2 separate regions of the Homo sapiens genome follow, and region 1 is linked to region 2. Evidence: read pairs that join two places in POLR2A ChIA-PET (ENCODE). Cell type or tissue: B cell. All regions are shown on one strand.

Evidence for each region. ChIA-PET counts read pairs that join two places held together with the same protein. Peaks named below come from ENCODE experiments on the same cell type or tissue, not always from the same donor. Only the 100,000 strongest peaks of a DNase experiment are listed, where the experiment ranks them.
Region 1: POLR2A ChIA-PET joins it to region 2 with 5 read pairs; 12 of 35 experiments call an interaction of 5 or more read pairs at or near these places.

The regions. Positions count from the first base shown.
Region 1 is chr6:15,230,769-15,234,768 of GRCh38, forward strand. No RefSeq gene overlaps it. Among named protein-coding and RNA genes, the nearest start is that of JARID2-DT, 13 kb to the right of the region's middle. In B cell, no CTCF peak of the experiment used is centred here; a DNase peak (open chromatin) is centred at 2,303.
Region 2 is chr6:15,402,391-15,406,390 of GRCh38, forward strand. All of the region lies in intron 2 of JARID2 (jumonji and AT-rich interaction domain containing 2), which reads left to right. Among named protein-coding and RNA genes, the nearest start is that of DTNBP1-AS1, 140 kb to the right of the region's middle. RefSeq lists enhancers at 248-748, 1,608-1,902, 1,972-2,662. In B cell, no CTCF peak of the experiment used is centred here; a DNase peak (open chromatin) is centred at 1,801.

The DNA.
Region 1 (4,000 bases), 170 kb before region 2:
AAAAAAAGATTTGAGTCTTGCTATGTCTCCCAGGCTGGATTGCGGTGGTACAATCATAGCTCACTGCAGCCTCAAACTCTGAGGCTCAAGCAATCCTTCTGCCTCAGCCTCCTGAGTAGCTGGGACCACAGGTGCCACCATGCCCAGATAACTTTTACATTTTTTGTAGAGATGGGGTCTTGCTATGTTGCCCAGGCTGGTCTCAAGCTCCTGAGCTCAAGTGATCCTCTAACCTCGGCCTCTCAAAGTGTTGGCATTTCAGGTGTGAGCCATTTCGCCTAGCTGATGTGGTGACTTAAACAACAAAAATTTATTTCCTCACAGTTTTGGAAGCTGTAAGTCTGAGATCAAGGTGTCAGAAGGATTGGTTTCTCTTAGAGCCTGTCCCTTTCACTAAAGCTGGCTGTCTTCTTCCTGTGTCCTTATAAGCTCTTCCCTCTTCGTGTCTATGTCTTAATCTCTCTCTCTTTTTTTTTTTTTTTTTTTTGAGGCGGAGTCTCCCTCTGTCTCCCAGCATGGAGTGCAGTGGTGCAATCTCGGCTCACCATAACCTCCATCTCCCGGGTTCAAGTGATTCTCCTGCCTCAGCCTCCCGAGTAGCTGGGACTACAGGCATGCTCCACTATGCCCAGCTAATTTTTGTATTTGTATTTTTAGTAGAGACGGTGTTTCACTATATTGGCCAGGCTGGTCTTGAACTCCTGACCACGTGATCCGCCCGCCTCGGCCTCCCAAAGTGCTGGAATTATAGGCTTGAGCCACCGCGCCCGGCCTTTTTTTTTTTTTTGGACACAGGGTCTCACTGTCACAGCAAAGCTGGAGTGTAGTGGTGTGATCATGGCTCACTACAGCCTTGCACTTCTGGGCTCAAGCGATCCTTCCACCTCAGCCTCCCAAGTAGCTGGGATTACAGGCGTGTGCCAACTGTAATGTAGAGTTAATTTTTTATTTTGAGACAGAGTTTTGCTCTTGTTGCCCAGGCTGGAGTGCAAGGGCACAATCTCCGCTCACAGCAACCTCCACCTCCCGGGTTCAAGCAATTCTCCTGCCTCAGCACCTGCTGCCTTACAGGCACCTGCTGCCACATCTGGCTAATTTTGTATTTTTAGTAGAGACAGCGTTTCTCTATGTTGATCAGGCTGGTCTTGAACTCCTGAGCTCAGGCAATCCACCCGCCTCAGCCTCCCAAAGTGCTGGGATTATAGGCATGAGCCACCGCGCCCGGCCATGTGGGGCTAATTTTTAATTTTTTTGTACAGATTGGGGTCTCACTATTTGCCTAGGTTGGTCTCAAACTGCTGGGCTCAAGCGATCCTCCCCAGTCTGCCTCCCAAAGCATTGAGATTAGAGATGTGAGCCACCGCACTCAATCGACTCCTCTTATAAGGACACCAGTCATCTCAGGTTGAAGCTCACCCATATGACCTCATTTTAACTTAATTACCTCTTTACAGACTCTATTTCCAAAGTCAGTCATATTCTGAGGTACTGGGGACTATGACTTCAACATACGAATTTTTGGGGGGAACAATTCAATCCAACAGCAGAAGACAGGTATCATTTGTCAGCTGAATATATCTATCCTCATCTTGAATTTTAGATTCACATTTTGTATTGAAAATGTTTGAAAAGCTGGGCATGGTGGCTCAGGTCTGCCATCCTCCAACTTTGGGATGCCAACGTGAGAGGACTGTTTGAGCCCAGGAGTTCGAGACCAGCCTGGACAATATAGCAAGACCTGTTTCTACAAAAAATAATTTTTTTTTTTTTTGAGACAGAGTCTTACTATGTCACCCAGGCTGGAGTGGAGTGGCGTGATCTCAGTTCACTGATACCTCCGCCTCCTGGGTTCAAGGGATTCTCTTGCCTCAGCCTCCCGAGTAGCTGGGACTACAGGTGCATGCCACCATGCCCAGCTAATTTTTTGTATCTTTAGGAGAGGCAGGGTTTCACCATGTTAGCCAGGATCGTCTCCATCTCCTGACCTCGTGATCTGCCCACCTAGGCCTCCTAAAGCGCTGGGATTACAGGCGTGAGCCACTGTGCCTGGCCAACAAGTTTTTGTTTTTTTAGGGTCTGTTGCTGAGGCTGGATTCGAACTCTTGGGCTCAAGGGACCCTCTGGTGCAACCTCCTGAATAGCTAGAACTACGGGTGTATGCTGCCATGCCTGGCTAACATAAAAGTATTTTATATCCGCTTTGGATAGTTCACACAAAGAGTTCTGGCTGGAAAGCCAAATAGAGATATTTTAAATGCCACTTGTTAACCATTTTCACTTCCTCAATAATTGCAACTCCTTGCTGGTAGCTGGCCTATTTGAAAGGGTACCTCAGATGCAGAGAATGATTTTTGAACAAAATGGTAAATGGCAGTATCACATGTCAATTTATGTATTTATGTATGTATGTATTTATTTTTTGAGACAGGGTCTTGCTCTGTCATCCAGGCTGGAGTGTAATGGCATGATTGTGGCTCACTGCAGCCTTGACTTTCTAGGCTCAGGTGATCCTTCCACCTTAGCTCCGTGAATAGCTGGGACTATAGGCATGAGCCACCAAGCCTGCTTAATTTATTTTTTTTGAGATGTAGTCTCACTCTGTTGCCCAGGCTGGAGTGCAGTGCTGCATGATGTCGGTTCACTGCAACCTCCGCCTCCCAGGTTCAAGCAATTCTCTGCCTCAGCCTCTGGAGTAGCTGGGATTACAGGTGCCCGCCACCATGCCCAGCTAATTTTTATATTTTTAGTAGAGATGGGGTTTCACCATCTTGGCCAGGCTGGTCTTGAACTCCTGACCTCATGATCCACCCACCTCAGCACCCCATAGTGCTGGGATTACAGGCATGAGCCACTGCACCTGGACTTTTTTTTTTTTTTTTTTTTTTAAGACATGGGGCCTCACTACATTGCCCAGGCTGGTTTTTTTTGTTTGTTTGTTTGTTTTTTTTTTTTTTTTTTTTTTTGAGACAGAATTTTGCTCTTGTTGCCCAGGCTGGAGTGCAGTGGCGCGATCTCAGCTCACCGCAACCTCCGCCTCCTGGATTCTATCAATTCTCCTACCTCAGCCTCCGGAGTAGCTGGGATTACAGGCATGCGCCACCACACCCAGCTAATTTTGTATTTTCAGTAGAGACGGGGTTTCTCCATGTTGGTCAGGCTGCTCTAGAACTCCTGACCTCAGGTGATCTGCCTGCCTCAGACTCCCAAAGTGCTGGGATTACAGGTGTGAGCCACTGCGCCCGGCACCCAGGCTGGTCTTGAACTCCGGGTTTCAAGTGATTCTCCCACCTTGGCCTCCCAAAGTGCTGGGATTATAGGCATGAGCCACCTGGTCTGGCCCATTTACTTATTTAACAAGCATTTATCTCCTATGGGACAGGTACTTTGCTGGGTAAGTGGGGAGATGTAGAGTAGAAGTAATGTGAATATGACCCTTACATCTGAGGCCTGGGAAAATCTGGGACAGTCCCAGGCATACTGACATGACTTGCGAAATCTCCAATCTCCAAGGATCTGCTCTATAGTAACTTCCAAAAATGTGGCTCCTTCCTTCTGGTTTTTCTTGCCTTCTAGGATAAGAGAATTCCAGGTTACCTGTTTTGGGTCAAAGGATGCTTTGGAGATACAAACTCTATCAACTGGGCCCCTGGTCTCACCTTCAAAAATATCAATTCAAACACTCAGAGTGCCAAAAGCATAACTGTGACCAATGTGTGTCCTATTTATATCTGTCTGTCTGGCTGTCTCTTTTGAGGTTTCTTTTTTTGTTTTTTTAGAGCTAGGGTCTTGCTCTGTTGCCCAGGCTGGAGTGCAGTGGTGCGATCATAGCTCACTGCAACCTCAAAGTTCTGGACTCAACTGATCAGTCCTCCTGCCTCAGCTCCCAAGTAGCTGTGACTATTGTGCCTTTGTGCCTGGCTAAGTTTAATACTTTTTTTTTTTTTTTGAGATGGAGGTTTTTGTTTTTTGTTTTTTGTTTTGTCTGTTGCCCAGGCTAGAG
Region 2 (4,000 bases):
TTGAAGGTAGAAGAATATCATTAGCTATCTGTGAACATGCTGTGTTCATGGACATCTCCCTTTGAGAAGTGCAAATTCTGTGAGATGAGAAATCAAATTTGGGCCTGTTAGTTTATCTGAACACAAGACTTTCCACATGTTGGGCCCATTTATCTGTCTTAGAAAAAATCTCAAAAAAAAATGCCCTTGTGTTTCCGTCTCCTTCATGTGACTGAGTTCCCTTGCTCTGCAGTGATGCCATTGTTCTGCCGCTCATGGTTACACATCAGCCTAAGCCCACTGTCGCCTTGAGTCAGTTTTCTTCTGTAGGCGGCTTTTGACCTTGGAGGTGGTCAGTTCTGGGCCCTCTGTGGTGTGGAATTCTTTTCATGAGCTGATAGAAGCTCGAGTTGCATATCCTAGGGGATTCCAGGGATTTATATTTTGGTGCGTATTTATAACTGGGTTGTCTGGTGGGTGTGTGTTTGACTGGGTTGTCAGTGTAAAATTAAAAGGGTGTTGAAATGAAGTGTGGACCCAGAGCAGTTACGGCCTGGGATAGAGTAGTCATGGGATTGGACACAAAACTAGAACTGCCGATTGTAGAGCATCGTGGGTGTTTATAATTCAGTCATTATTATTATTCTAGGTACTGTACTTGTTCTGATTGTTATAAAGGTCATATTAAGGATGAAGAAGGAGTGAAGAGGGGAAGAGAGTGGGGAGGATGAGCCCTTGCCCCAAAGAAGTAACAGGGAGTTGTGCCAAAATGAGCAGTACATTTATGTTCACAGTGGTGATCATCAGAGTTTAAATAGCTTCTGGTCTGTTTGGGAAATCTTTCATGAAGATCACGGCTCTTTGTTTTTGTGAGAGGTTTTGTGTTGAATAAAGTTAAACTGTCAGCCTTGTTGTCTATTTTTATTTATTTTTGTTGGAGCCTTTCAGTGAGCAGTGTTTTCTGTCCCCCTGGGATTGTTGGTTAGGATGTACGAAGGGGAGATCTTTTGTCTTTTGGTGGTTCTTACTCATTTGGGGTCTAGAGAGCCAGAATGGGGCCCATTCTAGTAGTAGCAGTGTTCTGCTTACCTCTTCCTCTGAGGAAATAGGAGATATCTGCTGGGTTTGTTCCTTTGTAGCTCAAGGCGTTTATTGCCTTCTGGGGCCCAGGGTCCTATCTTTCTCAAAGAGTCATTTACTTGTTTCTGAAATAGGAAAAAAAGGATAGAGTCAGACATTTTCCTTATCTACCCAGTGACCCAACTTTTCCATGTTAATAATGAACACTGTGTCAGGTCTTAGTATCTAACGCTTTCTCAAAAAATTGTGCATGCAAAAGAGGTGTAGATTGTTGAAGGTGTGTCGTGGGGGCGGATTCTGGTGGTGGTGAGAGAGCTCTTGTGAGATTGTTGATTTACAAATCAGTATTTACATCTGTTTTTGCAGGGGTTAAATATAACAAAAATATGTCCCCCGCGTCCACCTATTCATCCTCCCCATTCCTGCCTCCAAATCTTGGGACTGTTTTAAGTAGTGATGGGTGGGGGTGTTTTTGGATTGTCTTTTCTTGACCGGAATGGGAAATCTCCATAGCTGATTTGACAGTAGACAAAGGGGAGCCCTAGTCGGCTCAGGGGCTGGTCTCATAAGGGAAAGGGATAATTATTTTCCATAAGCCGAGGTATGAAACCACTTTCATTTGTGCCTCGTTGACCACAAGTGTGCCACCGACATCCTGCCTCATGACTTGGCATTTGTTCTCAGTCACACCAGTGTGTTGATCTGGTGAGCAAGTCAGTGGACAAGCCTGGGCTGTGCTCTGCAGACCCTGTGCCCTGCTCGCCCCTCTCCCTGGAGCTCTGTGCTCCATTGGAAGCTTCACATGCTGACCTGCATGTGTACAGTGATGGGCAAACTCCATGTTCATATTGACCATGCCAAGCAGGCCCAAAGCCAAATCTGCCCTGGCATCGGAATGCCTACCCTGCTTAAAAAGCAATTCATTTTTTTTTCTCTTTGCAAAACTTGAGTGAACATAACATTTATTTTTCACTATCAATGGCAGCAAACCATGCATTCTGATGACCTCAGAGAGGGCCCTACCTCAGCCATGGGGGCTGCTTTTATAATTTTTCTATCATCTTAAAGTGCACACACACACACACACACACACACACACACACACACACACACACACACACACAGAAATTGCTGCTGAAAATGAAAGCTGTCTTTGGATGCTTGACTGTTTGATATGTAATGTGATAACCTTGTCTCACAGTGACAGGGTGACAGACGGCATTGGCTCTATAATACAGAATTACCTTTTGTGCATCTTTTCTACAACAAAGCTAAATACATTGAGTCACCCTAATATGCTAATGACTTTGGTGTGCTCCAGATGTTTTAGAAGCCCTGGAACAGCCTCAAAGCCCTCCTTGTTTTTCCTTTCTTTTTAACCCTTGTTTTGGGGCACTGCTTTTGTGGAATAGAGCCATTGGCTTTTCCTTTAGTTTTCTATTGTCATGTATGTGTAGCTAATGAGAGAGGACTGGTAAAACTTCTTTGTGTCTAAAACATCATAAAATGATACAGACTACATGCTCTAGTCCCTTTTTTTTTCCAGATATTAGAAAAGAGTTGTCTTCTGTCCATACATTTGTGTTCTGAAATCTGTCGTTCTCATTGGTTGCTTTAGAAGTTCCTTCAGCTAAAGGAATCTTTGGCCTAATTTGTGTTTCAATTTTCCCAACGCCCATCATATAAGGCAAGAGGGAGATAGCCATACACTAGTGTCTCCAGTTACCAAGAACAACAGGAATTCCTATTCCATTTTGATGCTGCTGTTCCAGACTCAGAAGCCTGTTTTGTTGTATTGTTTTGTGCGGTCTTTTCATTTCTTGCTAATTTGGGAGATGCGGTGAAAAGCTCCTGAATGTGCAGAGCTGCTGATGGCAGGGTTCTGTTGTGTTCAATTTCTTTAGAGTTCTCGGCTGCACAAATGGACACTGCCTTGTGGCTAAATGGTCTTGGATCCCAGACGCACTTCTCCCGTCAGCTGATGGTGACTAGCTGAGGTTGCAGGCACAGTAACCAAGCTGCCTTTACTGCAATGATTTACAATTTTCAGCTCATATTTATTGCTTTTGTGAAAGACAATAGACATGGTTTAATTTAAGTTCAACCTACTGAATATTAATAGAGGAGAACAAATGCTAATGGGATAGACTGACTCTTTGGGCCATTCATTCAATTTCCTCTGTTTAACCTCCTCTCCCCAACAAAGGTTTGTGTTGGTCGGGGTGGGGGAGGGGGTTGGAAAAATAAAAACGGTTTGAGTGTGTGAAGGAGGGGATGCCATTTCATTATTTCTCGTTGACTAAAAATAATAATTTTAACAATTGGTGGCAGGGCTTTGTTAGGGGAGAGAAAAGGCAGTACATTAGCTTGGCTAATGTTATAATAATGGCTCTGTTGCCCTGTGGCGTCATATTCCATCTTGCTGACCTGGCCCTCCTGGATTGGGCAGGCTGTATGATTGGGCTTAAAACATTCAAAATGAAATGTGGTAGCCAGTACAGTGGAGATTGGTCGCCAGCGGGGGGGTTAGATAAAGAAAAAGCCCAGGTTTATTTAACCATGTAGGCTGTCTGACTATTAATAAATGTAAATGTTTTCTGGGCTGATATATACAGAATGGAAGTACTCACATTGAAAAAGTTGATCACGTGCAGAATAAAGTCAGTCTTGCGCCTTCGTAAGGGCCAGTAAAATCTATGGTCCTGGCCAGGCGCGGTGGCTCACGTCTGTAATCCTAGCACTTTGGGAGGCTGAGACAGGTGTATCACAAGGTCAAGAGATCAAGACCGTACTGGCCAACATGGTGAAACCCCGTCTCTACTAAAATTACAAAAATTAGCTGAGCGTGGTAGCGAACGCCTATAGTCCCAGCTACTCAGGAGGCTGAGGCAGGAGCACTGCTTGAACCTGGGAGGCGGAGGTTGCAGTGAGCCAAGATTGT